2 separate regions of the Homo sapiens genome follow, and region 1 is linked to region 2. Evidence: chromatin loops called from intact Hi-C (ENCODE). Cell type or tissue: heart left ventricle. All regions are shown on one strand.

Region 1 (8,000 bases), 61 kb after region 2:
GTGGAGTAAAAAAGCCACAGGGAATAGTGTAGTTGGCCAAGAGCAGTATTTGGGGATCTAAAATTACAGGGAAAATCATACAACATTCATTTTACTTAGTCCCAAATCTCTATCAGATGATGATGTTGAACAGAAAGATTCTAAAATTGGCAAGGAGAAAGGAAAAGTCATCTCAAAGTTTGGGCCATGCCAGAGCAGCCTTACAGAGCAAAGGCAGGAGGAAACAGAGTAAGGTGTTGTGCCCTTGAAAAAGCTGTCACAATCAGCAGTGTCTGCTGGGCAAGGAAAAGTACAGAGAGAAAAAGCAGGAAAGAAAAACAAGTGGAAATTATTGCCAAAAGGTGAGAGTAAACAAAGAAAAGAAAAAGAATTCTTTCTATAGTATTTAGAGGACAGCATTAGCAACATCGCAAAATCAGAAATGCTACTTCGACTCAACTCCATTCTATTCCTAGGTAGCATTTGTACTGTGGCACTTGTACTGTGGCAAAGCAAGGGACCTGCTTCCCAGGAGCTCAACGCTGATGAAGGGACAGATGCCTCTTCTACCTGGCTCAGCCATACCCAGAGCCAACTAAGAGTGAAATCAGAGTGCTTAGGGAGCATCAAATAGAATCTGCTTAGGGAGCACCAAACAGGATCAGCCCCCAAGGATCTTAGAAGAGGGGCATGGAAGAAGCAGTGGTACCCAGGAGGAAGTGGTCCTGAGCAGACAAATGAAAGGTGCTGAGAGCTCATTTTTGTCAATTACTGTGCAGGGGCCCTGCTCTCTATGCGTTTTTAATGTATTACCTAATGCAGCCCCGTAGCAAGCCCCTGGATGATGACAGAGACCATCATTATTCCTATTTTGTGAATGGAGTTAACTTAGCCCTGCTTCAGGTCTCAAGCTTGACTGTCCGAGATTACACAGTGAGAAAGTATTAAGGTCAATTAGGAGCTCCGTATTCTAATTCCAAAGACTGAACTTCCAACCACTGAGCCATACTGCCTGTCATTCAGGACAAACCAAACTGAGACCAAGTAAGGGGAGGAAGAGGAGAAAGGCAACAAAAGCAGGTAAGATAGAAGGGAGAGGAGAGGAGTAAGCAGTGGCACTTCCTTCTTATAACCACACAGTCTTGGGGTCTCGATGGCAATGTATGCACAGAATTGCAGTATCCAATGGACTGTGTCTACATGACGTGCTCAATCCGTAACAGGCAGGAAAAATTAACAGACACACATCAGTATATGCATGTACAGGCAGACCTCATTTTATTTTGCTTCACTTTACTGCACTTCACAAACACTGTGTTTCTTACAAATGGAAGGTTTGTAACAACCTTGCATGCAGCAAGTCTACTGGCAATATTTTCCCAACAGCAAGTGCTCACTTTCTGTCTCTGTGTCACATTCTGGAAATTCTCGTAATATTTCACACTTTTTCATTATTAATGTGTCTGTTACAGTGATATGTGATCGGTGATCTTTCATGTTACCATTGTAATTGTTTTGGGGCACCACAAATCATACCCAATATAAGACAGAAAACTTAACTGAGAAATGTTGTGTGTGTTCTGACTGCTCCACCGACCAGCCGTTCCCTCATCTCTCTCCCTTTCCCTGGGCTTCCCTATTACCTGAGACACAACAATATTGAAATCAGGCTAATTAATAACCCTACAATGGCCTCTAAGGGCTCAAGTGAACGGAAGACTCACAGATCTCTCACTTTAAATAAAAAGCTAAGTGAGGAAGGCATGTAGAAAGCCAAGATAGGCCAAGAGCTAGACCTCTTACACCAGCTAGCCAAGTTGTGAATGCAAAGAAAAAGTTCTTGAAGAAAACTGAGGAGAAGTCAATTCCTGGCCTCAATGTTTCAAAGGATGGGCTGACTCTCCTTTTAGGAGCTAACACAGCTGGTGACTTTAAGTTGAAGCCAAAGCTAATTTACCAATCTAAAAATCTCAGGGCCCTTAAGAATTATGCTAAATCTGCTTCGCCTGTGCTCTGTAAATGGAACAACAAAGACTGGATGACAGTCTGTGTGTTTACAGCATGGTTAACTGAATGTTTTAACCCCACTGTTGAGACCTATTGCTCAGAAAGGTTCTTTTCAAAATATTACTCCTCACTGACTATGCACCTGGTCACCTGTAAGCTGTGATGGAGATGTACGTGGAGATTAACGTCATTTTCATGCCTGCTAAAATATCATCCATTCTGTAGTCCATGGGTCAAAGAGTAATTTCAACTTTCAAGTCTTCTTGTTTGAGAAATACATTTCATAAGGCTATAGCTGTCATAGATAGTGATTCCTCTGATGGATTTGGGCAAAGTAAATCGAAAACCTTCTGGAAAGGATTCACCATTCTAGATGCCATTAAGAACATTCATGATTTACGGGAGGAGATTAAAGTATCCACATTAACAGGAGTTTGGAAGAAGCTGATTCCAGCCCTCATGGATGACTTGGAGGAGTTCAAGACTTCAGTGGAGGAAGTCACTGCAGAGGTAGTGGAAATAGCAAGAGAATTAAAAGTGGAGCCTGAAGATGGGACTGAATTGCTGCAATCTCATGTTCGAACTTGAAGAGATGAGGAGCTGCTTCTTATGAATGAGCAAAGAAGGTGGTTTCTTGAGATGGAATCTACTCCTGGCGAAGATGCTGTGAGCATTGTTGAAATGACAACAAAGAATTTATAATTTTATATAAACATAGATGATAAGGCAGCAGTAGCGTTTGAGAAGACCGACTCCAGTTTTGAAAGAAGTTATACAGTAGGTCAAATGCTATCAAACAGCACTGTATGCTACAGAGAAAGCTTTCACGAAAGGAAGAGTCAATTAGTGCAGCAAACTTCATCATTTTCTTATTTTAAAGAAAGTGTCACAGCCACCCCAACTTTCAGCAACCAGCCATATCAAGGCAAGACCTTCCACTAGCAAAAAGATAATGACTCACTCAAGGCTGACTTGATCATTCCATTTTTTAGTAACAAAATATTTTTAATTAAGGTATACACTTGCCTTTTTAGACATAATGCTATTATTGTACACTTAATAGTCTACAATATAGTATATAAACATGAGTTTTACATGTACTGGGAAACCAAAAAATTTGTGACTCACTTTATTGAGATATTTGCTGGAACTGAACCCTCCATATCTGAGGTATGCTTGCAAATACAACCCTGATGTATTTTTCCATAAGTACGAAAACAACCAATTTGTGTCACACCAACAAATTATGTAATATTTTCTCTCCACTAAGAAAGCAGGAAACCATTAGTAAAACACGCATTTACAGAAAGATAAGACCATAGTTTCTCCTTTATGTATAAATCATTGTACTTAACTACCACATCAGGGAGCTTTTAAAAACATGACCCTGATGGGCAGCTTCTATGTTTGTGTGTACTTTAAAAATTTTGTAATTAAAAAAAATTTGTGGAAAAAAACACCCAAATGTTCCAAAAAATCTTTTTTAAAAGGCACTCTATGTAATCACTGATGCAGCAACAATTTTGCAAATTTCCAGCTCTCGCAAAAATATACATGTATATAACTTTAAAAATTTTGTAATTAAAAAAAATTAGTGGAAGAAAACACCCAACTGTTCCAAAGTGTTTAAATCTTTTTTAAAAGGCACTCTACATAATCACTGATGCAGCAACAATTTTGCAAATTTCCAGCTCTCCCAAAAATACACATATATACTTCAAACATTCAACTAACTAAAGAAAAACTGGATGTAAAAACTGCATGTGCAGCAATCTTTGACTGTATATACATTCTTCAAATCCGAGCTATCCCAATGTTTAGAGGGTTCCTGCCTTGCTTGAGAGGTTTCTCTAAATTGCTAAGCGTTGAGGTTGGCCTTTAAATTCCCACATAAAGGGTCATAAATATTGCCCAGGACTGAGTTCCTTCCAGATCAGTTTCTCAAACTGTGGGCCACCTCCATCAGCATGATTTGGGATGCTTGTTAAAAACCCCAAAGATTTTGATTCAATTTGTTGAATTTAACAACTTTCAACATTTTAACAAACCCTTCCAGTGGTCCCGCTGGACATTCATGTGTAAGAAACACCAACCTAGAATCTCTTTAAAAGAGCCCCAGTAAAAATGGCCAGAGGCATCACCAAAATTACCTGTGGCCAATTCCTCATCTCTCCTAACACCCCCTGGAGCAGCCAGAGCTGCTGCAGTAGAAAAGTAACCAAATTAGATCCACAGTCACAGATTGTGTGGCAGGGGCCCAGTCAAAGCCCCGCCCACCCATCCTTGGGTCAGCTGCTAGGGTTCCCAAGTGCCCCAGGAATGAGCCAACTCTGAATAGCCCATCTCTCCAACCTATGTGCAAGGCATCTGCAGGCTTACATCATGAATTGAATTGTACTCCCCCTAGAAAAAAAAAAACAAAGTGTTGAAGTCCTAACCCCAAGTACCTCAGAATGTGACCACTGTTGGAGATAGGTTCTTTACAGAGGTAATCAAGGTAAAATGGGATCATTGGTGGGGGGGGGCGGGGAGTGGAGGCCCTAATACAGTATGACTGATGTCCTTATAAAAAGGGGAAATTTGGACACAGAGACAGACACACACACAAGACAATGTATAAAGACACAGGGAAGAGACGGCCATCTACAGGCCAAGGAGAGAGGCCTAGAACTGCCTTCAGAAGGAAGTAACGCTATCAACACCTTGACATTGGACTTCTGGACTGCAGAACTGTGAGACAATACATTTCTATCGTTCTAAGTCACCCAGCTTGTGGAACTTGTTACAGAAGCCCGAGAAAACTCACATAGCTTGGAAAATCATGATGTGAAGTTAGGCAGTGGAAGCCAATCCAGATAACTGAGGACTGTCAGGACAGTTTTCAGACCAAGACCTCAAGAAAGAATGTCACAGCACTGGATGTCCAGGAAGCCCAGGGCAGTAGGAAGAGCCACAAGATCTGCAGTGGCATCTGAGCACTGCCCCACTGTCTGGAATAGGGTTAATAAAGCATCCCTGCCTCAATGACACTACAGGGTGTGAAGATCAAGAAAATGCTCTCTGTAAGCTCCACAGCACCACACAAGTTACCCCCACCCCATCGGCAGCTCCTCTCTGCTGGACCTGATTTTGGTCCGTATTAAAAGGGTGGTGACATAGCCCTCACACTCCAAGTCGCCTCTGTTCATTGCTAGGAAGGACTGGGAAGCAAAATCTGCACTTTAGGAAAATTTAATTTGAGCTCTCGAACATGTTTGAGTACGTCTGAAATATCCAAGACAACAAATAACAGGGTCAGAAACAGCAAAACCCTGTGGTTGTCAAAGGTCTTTTCAACAAGTCAGGCTTCCTAAGGGCCCAGGGTTCACTGGGCAGCAAAAACTTCGATAAAGCAGAGCAGGCAGGGGGCGGGCGGCATCCTCAGCAGGCCCATGGGCCGGAGGAGGGCTTCATCATGAAGGTTTAAGCACTATTACAGTGTTATGGTTCCTAAATGTGGATTTTAACTAGTCTCGAGAACACATATTTGACCTAGTGTGAACTTGACCTCTGGGTTCCTCTCTCTTCACCGAGGTTGTCTGTGTCACATGACAAGATTCTCCAGCTGACCCTCCCACATGGGGGCCGGGGTGGCCCTCCTAGCAGTTGTCATGGTAAACCTCACTGCAGATCTATTGGCAAAGCAGCTGCCAATGGCCATAGCAGGCATACAAAAAAATATATAATCACTCTGGGCTCGACTCCCAAGTTTGGCAAGCACGATGCCAAGCCAAGAGGGATGGGGGACAGCCTGAGACCGTTCTCTAGGTCACCTGAACTCCAGCCACATCACACCCTCCTGGATGATGCCATCCACCACTGCATCTCTGAGCACCAAGGGTGCATGTGACTCTGTCTCCTTTGCATATAATTTAAGGAAAATGTCTAGAGTTGGGTTTTTTCCCCAAAAGTAGCATGGGCTGAATGCCAATGGAAAAGCAATGGAATATCGATTTTCTGTTTCTTTCTAAGGAGAGAACAAGTCATTTGATGTGCCACGAGTTAAGTGAGTAAAAACAGACCTGCACTCCCTACAGCTGGCTGTGTTTCTCCTCTATTCATAGAACCTGGCACATGGTAAAAGCTAAACAGTAAATGAAAGAACCATCCATGCGTGTATGGAAGGCCTGCAATGTGCCAGGCACCCGCTTTGGATTCGTATCTGCCATCATCTCTCTTCCCTCTACCCCATAACCCTGCCAGCCCAGCCTCACTCTCCTCTCTTTCATTCTTTTGTATTGCCTATTCCCGTGTCCAGTCTTCTCATTAAAGCTGAGCCTACCGGCAATGTCTCTGTCTGGCCTGCACTTACCCTGAGACGGGGGCAAAAAGACTGGCAGAACCAATGCAGGGCATGGGGGGAGGTTCAGTTTGGGCGCAGAAAAAAAAAACTACAAAAATGATAGGAGGCAAAAATGTTACACATCAGGGGTTTAATGCCCCACTTGGAAGACAAAGTCCCTAACCCACAAAACATTCCTTTAAGTGTTAATTCCTTGGAAAGAGCACAAATGTGGTCCATCTCTCCATCTCTTTTGTCCAAAACAGGTAAGGCTATCAAGAGTCATCCAATATTAACTAAAATGACACATCCCACACGATAATTTCGATTCCTAGGGATCCACATACAAATGGTGTCTGGAAAAGGAACATTAACATGCAACCAGGCATCTCTACATTGTGACTGGGCAGCTACAGCCTAGAGGACCACTTTGGTGAGTGCACATATCCATTCTTTGCCCTTGTGTGAGTCTGCCGCTTGCTTGTTCACATCTCTCTGATTTGCAATTTAAGGTTCACTAAATCTTTAGTCTTCAGAAGCATTTGATCATGGTCCATTTAAATTAGGTTTCAATCAACTAAAAACAATCCAGGCTTTCTCAAAGGGATACCTTATTTTCTTCACTGGATTAGGCAAATACTGAACAACATGAACACTTCCAACCTCTTACACAGAAATTTTTTTCGCATCAATTGCACATGACCTATATAAACTCAAATTCTTCATTATCTTCAACATGTAATGACAATTAGAAGACATCCTGGGTTATACATTTAAATGTCCATGCATATTTTATGATGACTATTATAAGGGGGAACTTCATGTGGGCGTATCATTGGTTTTTGTATTCTTATGTGTAATAAACCATACCCAAGTGTAATTGTTCAATCTCCGCATAATAAGGAAGTGAGAGGAGGAAACCACAAACAGAAGAAAACCAAATCATCGACAAAGGAGATAGAATTTACTTGGCTTGATCCAATACTAATCTCTAATATTAATCTTTCTGGTTTCACCAAGGCTTTCATACCCATTTTTTTTCATCTTAATACCTGCAACCATCCTATAAAGAAGGCAAGATTTTAGCACAGTCATTTCTGAGTGGGAAAATACAGGCCAGACAGGTCAAGTGAACTCCCTGAGGCCACACAGCTAGTGAGGGCTGCAGCATTTGAATTTAGGTCTTCTGACCCCAAAGCCGGGGGTCTTTCCTGGCATCACACTACTCAGCCATGGACACAAGGTTTATAGCATCAGCAGGAGCCCCAGTGGTCCCATCTGAAGGTAGAAGGCTCTCTCAGCTCCCTGGATCTCCCAGACACATGCAAAGTAAGTCCCCTCTTTTAAATATCCACCTCAGAGATACATTATTTTGGATCGCACGCTGACCTACCCCAGCATGCCTTTTAAAAACATAATTATTTCTGAAGAGAGCTGTGAATTAAGTTTCTAGCATTTGTACCTAAATTCATTTGTTAAACTGGGAAGTACAGGAAGGTTAATCTTCTGAATGCTGAAAACCACAGAAAAGGAAAGTGATGTCACATTGCTTAGATGCTGGTACTGTCCAAGGGCTACCTCTTAGAAGCCAGCAGGAAAACTTAAGCCAAATGCTGGAAGCATTGGTTGTAGGTACCGTAAGATTAAACCAACATAGCAACTTCCTCTAGAGCCCTGTAAGTAACTTCAACAC
Region 2 (8,000 bases):
CAGGAGGTCGAGGCTGCAGTGACCGTGATCACAGCACTACACTCCAGCCTAAGCAACAGAATGTAACCCAATCTCAAAATTAAAAATTTAAAAAGAGAAGTTATCAGGGCTGTGGGTCATTGGTAGAGTAAGTAGGTTTTATGATAGGCAAGGTCCCTTAGAAGTTTAGATGCTACTGGCTGGGCACAGTGGCTCACGCCTGTAATCCTAGCACTTTGGGAGACGGAGCCCGGTGGATCACTTGAGGTCAGGAGTTCGAGACCAGCCTGGTCAAAATAGTGAAACCTCATCTCTACTAAAAATACAAAAACTAGCCGAGTGTGGTGGCAGGGGCCTGTAATCCCAGTTCTCGGAAGGCTGAGGTAGGAGAATCACTTGAACCCAGAGGACAGAGGTTACAGTGAGCCGAGATGGTGCCACACATTGCAGCCTGGATGACAGAGGGAAACTTGGTCTCAAAAAAAAAAAAAAAAAAAAAAAAAAGAAGTGTACATGCTACTGACTTAAGTTTTATTATGTAATGTCATAAGCTTATGGCCATGATTCCTTCAGTCCCTTCTTTATTTGTTCAAATACATTTACTATGCTGCCCTGTTGCTGTCAGCTCACCTTTTACATAAACTGTTGGTCCTGAGGCAGATCACACTATCAAGTCTCCCATAAAGTTCAAAACAAGCTTCAGTCCACAAAGCAATTACAAAATAGACAAGCAAAACGAACAACAGGAGACTCAGTTATGAAGATCCAAAAGACCAAGACCTAAAAGCCTCAAAACCTATTGATTTTCTATAAAAGAGACAAAATAATTTTCCCATCTTCCTACAATATGATGCCTATTCGTTACAGCAAGTAATGATTTTTCTAAAATGGCCCTTGGGTGTCAGAATACCAAGCTGACAAATTTTCAGAAAGTTGGGAAGGATTCTCTAAAAGAAAAAAAAAAATGGAGCCAGCTCCCTAGGTGACCTTGGAGTAAGCCACTTAACCCTGGCCTCTGCACTTGTGTGTGTTTGGGGGTTATGAGGAGGGCAGCAGCGATTTGTTCTAAAATGGTCTCCACAATATGAGAATAAAGGCTGTTCCCACACTCTGCTTCTAGAATTCTAGTTCAAAAGCTCTGTGTTTCTAGAATTCAGAATTCTAACTATCAGAGTTTCCTGACCAACTGAGCAAACTTTGTTGCTATATCTGAGATGCTGTCCTGGGTCCCTGCTCAGCCATGGTTATTTCTGGAATGTCACAGGAATGGGAATGGGATCCACCCAAGAGAACAGAAGTGGCCACAGCAAGGACTGAGCTGGGCTTTCAAAGCTGTGCCTTGGCCTGAGCTCACCACCCAGGCCCTTTCATGTGTGCCTTCTCATCATGCTTTCAATTAGAAACATGTTTCTTTTTAACATCTGAGAATGATTTCCGCTTCTCCTCCCGCCCAAGGTACACTGCAAATGTGTTTTCTACCAGGAAGGCTGTTTGGTGCAAAAGCTGGCACCTAGGGGGAGGCCAAGGACTGACATCCTCCAATGTACCACCAAGAATGAGCCGCAAGAACCTGTTTTAAGGAAGACATGGATGGTTAGCATTTTTTTTTAACTCTTCAAATTTTTCATGTGGTAGGGTAAGGGGGGTGGGGAGACAGTCATAAAAGTTAAAAAAAAAAAACTTTGAACTTACAAATATTTTCTACTGGAAGAAAAGTAAAGAACGTGTTATATAATATTACAGCTATGTATATAATACCTCCCTTTGTAGTACATTTTAAAAGGACAATTAGGAGAATGAAAAGACAATTTTCTCTTCTACCTACCCTACCTAGACTCAGACAGGTGCCCCCTAGAGCACGGAGATGAGGAGGGGCTGGATTGAACTGGAGGAGGACAGATTCCCTAACTCCCAAGAGAAGCCCGTCATCTGACATAAAAAGCAAAACTTGTACTTTGGGAGGCCGAGGTGGGCGGATCACAAGGTCAGGAGATTGAGACCATCCTGGTTAACACGGTGAAACCCCGTCTCTACTAAAAATACAAAAAATTAGCCAGGCGTACTGGTGGGTGCCTTTAGTCCCAGCTACTCGGGAGGCTGAGGCAGAAGAATGGCGTGAACCCAGGAGGCGGAGCTTGCAGTGAGCCGAGATAGCGCCACTGCACTCCAGCCTGGGCGACAGAGCAAGACTCCATCTCAAAAAACAAAACAAAACAAAACAAAACAACTCATGTCCTTCTATCACATTTATCAAGCCCCTTTTCCTACAATATTTGGGCCCATGCAGTAGCAGTTCTTACATGGCAGCAAGCATCAGTGGTTCTCACAGTATGGTGCCCAGGCCGGCAGTATCATCCGGGAAAACTTTGAAACTACATATCCTTGGGCTACCCCAAGCCTGCTAAATCTGAAACTGGAGCCCAGCAATCAGTGACTGCCCTCCAAGCGACGTCGATGCACACTCAGGTTTGAGAATCACTGACACACAACATCTGGAAACAGGTCTTCCAGCAGCAAGTTTCTGAGGACTTATATTTTTATACTTGCAAGCTTTCATGCTGTAATTGCTTTTAGGCTACTGAATTCTTGGCTATGATAAAAGTGTTTTATCTTGCCATTTTTATTGCAATTTTAGATGTCATTTTCCATATCTATACATTGCCAAAAGTCTACACATTTGTCCCCATCTACTTCATGGCCAATGCAAAAATTCATAGCATTTACGTGAAAACTTATTATAACTAAGGTGTTGGACTATGTGGAATATTATAAATATTGTCACAGAAGTACCTTTTATTTTTATTTATTTATTTTTTGAGACATAGTCTTACTCTGTCACCCAGGCTGGAGTGCAGTGGCACGATCTTGACTCACTGCAACTTCTGTCCCTCAGATTCAAGCAATTCTCCTGCCTCAGCCTCCCAAGTAGCTGGGATTACAGGCATGCATGCCCAGCTAATTTTTGTATTTTTAGTAGAGATAGGGTTTCGCCATGTTGGCCAGGCTGGCCTTGAACTCCTGACCTCAGGTGATCCACCCACTTCAGCCTCCCAAAGTGCTAGGATTGCAGGCATGAGCCACTGCCCCCAGCCAGCCAGAAGTACTTTTTAATTTAATTTTATTTTTTTTCCCATCAGTTGATTGCTTTTTCCTGGCCAGCACTGTGCTGTGGTTCAGCTCGATGAGTGGAGGCTGAGTGGAGGCTATATCAAGATCTTATCAGTGGATTGGGCGGTGGTTCTCAGGCTTGGCTGTACATTAGAATCACCTGGGGAACTTTTAAAACTCCCCAAACCCAGGCCTAACTCCAAACAGATTAAATCAGAATCTCTAGCGGGGGAGGGCTCCAGGCTTCAGTACTTTTTTAACTCCCCAGGTGACTGAAATATACAGCCAAGTCTGAAAAGTAGTGGGTTAGGAACAAAAACCTAATCCAGGCTTGCGGACAGACTAGTCTTCTAAAACGCTACTCTTTGAATCATTTTTTTCCCTTTCATTCAAAAACTTTCCACACATTTTAGCTGACCAAGGGTAAATGTTAAGGCCATCTACATCTAACCCAAACCCCCTTTTCCACCCTCACTTCTCACTGGTCTACCCCTGCAGAAGCTCACCCAACCTCTGGGATTCCCACCTCCTTGTCTCTGCACAGAGGGAGCCCTATGCAGGAGCACAGGCCCCTCAATCCAATGAGAACAATTAAAACCTCCAATGCCTTCAAGCCCACCCTTCTCCCACCCTTCTGTATGAAGTCTCTCCCAAATGTCCACTGACAGGGTTTGGTATGAGTCCTACCAAATCTCCTGTTGAATTATAATCCCCAGAGTTGGAGGTGGGGCCTGGTGGGAGGTGACTGGACTATGGGGCAGAGTTCTCATTAATGGGTTAGCACCATCCCATCCATGCCGTTCTTGCAATAGTGAGTGAGTGGGTGATTCTGAGATCTGGTTGTTCAAAAGTGTGTGGCACCTCCCCACTCTCTCTCTTCCTCCTCCTCTGGTCATGTTTTGTGCCTTGCTCCCCATTTGCCTCATGCCATGATTGGAAGTTTCCCGAGGCCTCCCCAGAAGCACAAGCTGCTATGCTTCCTGTACAGCCTGCAGAACCATGAGCCAGTTAAACCTCTTTTCTTTATAAATCGCCCAGTCTCAGGCATTTCTTTATAGCAGTGTGAGAAGTGACTAACAGACCCACCCACCCAGCCCTATCACGACCTTTGTACCATCTGGCTCTTGTCCACTGTCATCATTCACATTCCACATGCTAGTCAACTTCTTACAGTTCTCTCCTATTTGCCAACTAGGTTATAAGCTGTGAGGTCAGTTAAGTGACTTATGCAGAACTTTCTGTAGCCTGGGATAGGAGCCTAAACTTGGTTGACTGACTGATATAAACATAGAGCCACTACTTTCCAAATGATGCTGGGGGATTTAAGGACGTCTATAAAGGAAAGATGGCCAATGGTCTCTTAATTCATTACATGGTAACATCTACACTTGCAGACTTGATTTGCGATTTATTCAATCAAGCAGTCTCCAATCCTTCAAAGCAGATGTTTTTCCATCAAAATTAAATTCAAGTAAACTCTGCAAAGACACAAAGTCTGCAGTGACATTTAACCTTATGTTATAGTTACAGATAGAAACAGGTTCAGAAACCAGATCCAATGTGTTGTAGAGGAACTCTGAAGAGTAGCGACAGTGAAGCAAACTGGTCAAGGTCAAAGAGAAGAGAACATCACAAGGGGCATAACATTTAGGAGGTTATTGTAGGCACTTAGGAGATTGAGTCCAGCCTGTGCAACATAGCAAGACCCCATCTCTTAAAAAAAAAAAAAAGTGGCCAAAACTGCCACCAAGACAGCGATAAACTCAGATAGTGGGCTTGCAGAAAGCCCACTGACATCAAGATCTAGGTGAGCAGGTTAAGCAACAAAACCCTACACCATCCTGGCTACCAGGTTGGTCTTCTGAAAATACTTTCATCATTTGAAACAGTCAAAATTGAGTTAATTCTCAATCTGTGCGCCAAGTACTAAAGAGTCTCAGATGTCTTTCACATTCGTATCTACTCCAGTTTGACAAGCTGATCCTAGAGTTCTTTAAAAGTTCAGTGATTGTATTTTTAGGAAGTAACCCATGCCCTGAAGCTCAGCTTCTACTGTTTTTAATTCTAAAAAAGTAACCCTTAGTTATATTTAAAACTTGTCTCAGTCCACACAGTGCAAACAGTGTGACTCTCTGCCCCTTGCCTTTCTCTCCAAACAAGTTGCAGCATGTCTACCGCATGTGTCCTGGGGAGAAATGTGAGTCTAACTGTGTCTTCTGTGATCAGAGACAGCAGGTGAGAAATTGCTTTGCTGTGTGTGTCTTCACAGTAATTCCCAGCTGCCCTTTGAAGTCATTCAATAACACTAAGTGATATCAGATCACAAGAAATATAGCATGAGGTCACACATTTTAGTCTACTCTGTCTGCTTGCTCCTTGTACCAAATCCAAATAAATGCTGTTGTTTCGTTGTAAATGTCTCTGGGTTAGCCTCCTCCAAAATCCCTAAAGAGAAAAAAAAATTAGCATAACATCCCAATGCCTTTTCTATCCAGTCTCCTGGAATAATGAAGAATTCCACATAATGAAATTTTCTAAATACGTGGACCATGCCCATCAATCACCAATATATTTAATAAATCTTTACAGGTCTTTCATCCTTATGAAAATCTATTTGAAACCTGTGAGGGATGGGTGTTTGCTTTCATTGTTCTCTCTCTTCCCTCTGAGTCAGATCGTCAAGTCACACAAGCATTCTTTCCACCCTATTTTCCTACCCTATTTGCCTTTCTAATCTTACGAGTAACAACTTCACCAACCAGATAGTTGAGCATAGCAAAAATTAAAGGGACTACAAGTCACAAAGGCTGGGTACAGAATCTCATGTTTCATTCAGGAGTTTAATGCCTTTATGTCAAGTACACAGCCCCAGAATTCCCAGCTCCCCAAGAGCTGTGTTCTGGAAGCTTGAAGTTTTCTAAACCTAAGCTCAGCAGGAGTGGTTGTTAACCATGTGATGTAATTTAAAATAGGTGGTCAGCTGGGCCCAAACACACTCTTCCCAATACCGTCAATAGTTGTAAAAGCACTCACAGAATATAACGTAATTAAATCACAAGTCCTGTAATACAAAACAACCAGCAGTTTTCCTGGATTGTTTCTGATCTTATCACTGCCATGTATAACTTTTTTTAATCACAGGCATTCAATGAAAAAAAAGAAAAAGTTAAAATATCTATCTACAGTTTAGTGTATATAAGCATTTAACATTAATTAAAATAGCAAAAGGGAAAAAAATAACCCAGAAAAAAAATTTTTCTGAAAATGCTATTATATAAAAAAAATTAATAAAAGTTGCCTTTAACAAAGGAAGACCAAAATCAAAAAATGAAAAAAAGAACAGAAATAGATAATTTAGACAGAGGGAAATGAAATTAGTAAAGAAACTTATAGGGTAATGTCCAAATTAACAAAGTCATCAAAAGAGATGAACACTAAAACAAGGAGATACATCACGGCTAATTTTTTAGAAAATATAAATATTAGTACTAAGTGCTGCAAAGGAGGTAAGGAATATGGTACAAGCCTTTTTAGAAAGCAGTTTAACAATATGTTTCAAATATTTCAGTAGCCTCATTTTTAGAAATTTATTCTAATAATCAAAAAAAGGAAATAACTGGGCATACATATATGTAGGTGTCCACAGCAGCGCTATTTGTGCCAAGAAAAAATTTAAAAGAACCATAAAGGTTGAGTAGAATATGGTATTAACAGCCATTCAAAATTAGAACTATAAAGTGATACTACCAGCTTTTAAAGCATTGATAAAGTGAATTAAAACACGTTATTTCATTATTCACTGCCATTCACTCCTTAAGCACCTTCTCTAATAGTATAATTTTACTTTGTGCATTCATGCTAGTATATATGTATGATGAGTACATATTTTGAAAAATCTTGGGTTTTACAGACTGTAAACTATTATGCACATATATTGTTATAACTGTTATCTTTAGAGTTCATTCAAAGGAAGACAATACCTTTCTAAATAATCTTTAAATTTGTTTTAATCCCATCCATGTTATCTTTATTCATCCAATTGAGCCCCCTCTTAAATGCCTGCATTGTGCCAAGAACTGCAGACAAAAGATGGAGACAAATTTCTTGCTCTCAAGTAGATCAGAGTCCAATAGGAAAGACACAAGTACAGAAAAAGAATCACCATACAGCTACGTGTCATAATAACAAAGGTGTAGAAAGAGGAACATGGCGGCCTTAATTGGACAATTGGCAAATATTTGTGAGTTATTATATTCAAGGGACCATAAAGGATACAAAGAATTCTTAGAAATGGTTTGTTTCCTTGAGGAGCTACTACCGAGCCTGAGAGAAAATCAAAAAATGTGACTACACACCTCCTTGCCCAAGCTCATCTACTGATGAGCAGACACGTACAAGAGGGAGCTATGCTCTGGGGTCACAGAGATTTGAGTGTGAAGCCCCCCCCACCCCATCCCAGCTCTGTGCCCTTGGGCAAGTGGCCAAGTTTGACTCATGCCTTATTCATTCAACAAAATACTGAGTGACAATTCTATGCTCAATTTTGCACCAGGCACTGTCATACGCCCTGTGGCTAGAACTGGAAACAGAGATGATGTTTTTACATCATCTCTGCCCCTTGGCATTCACAACCCAGCCAGGGAGACCCCACAGGGAAAGTAATTATAACTATTACCAGTCTTTCGGAAAGAGAAGAGGAGTGTCTGATGGGGGGTGATCACAGTGGGGGTCAGGGAGTTAGGAAAGACCTCCCTGAGACCATGAATTTAACCAGGAGACCTGAAATCGGAGAGAAATAAATAACACACGGACCAGGCCAAATGTCAGTGTTAAAATCTGCCACAGAGCAGCAAAATGGGAATAGACCCCACTGATTCAGGATTTATGTTTCATAAGCGATCAGGTTTGGGAGG

The links. A loop is a pair of places that touch in the nucleus more often than their neighbours do. Peaks named below come from ENCODE experiments on the same cell type or tissue, not always from the same donor. Only the 100,000 strongest peaks of a DNase experiment are listed, where the experiment ranks them.
Region 1: a loop joins it to region 2, with 2.1 times the contacts of the local background. A loop is called at or near these places in 34 of 110 quality-filtered maps.

What each region holds. Positions count from the first base shown.
Region 1 is chr2:32,951,060-32,959,059 of GRCh38, reverse strand. All of the region lies in intron 2 of LTBP1 (latent transforming growth factor beta binding protein 1), which reads right to left. Among named protein-coding and RNA genes, the nearest start is that of LTBP1, 8.1 kb to the right of the region's middle. In heart left ventricle, no CTCF peak of the experiment used is centred here; no DNase peak of the experiment used is centred here; H3K27ac peaks cover 1,194 bases.
Region 2 is chr2:33,011,812-33,019,811 of GRCh38, reverse strand. The region is part of intron 2 of LTBP1 (latent transforming growth factor beta binding protein 1); the gene reads right to left. Among named protein-coding and RNA genes, the nearest start is that of LTBP1, 69 kb to the right of the region's middle. RefSeq lists an enhancer at 4,076-4,370. In heart left ventricle, no CTCF peak of the experiment used is centred here; no DNase peak of the experiment used is centred here; H3K27ac peaks cover 4,122 bases.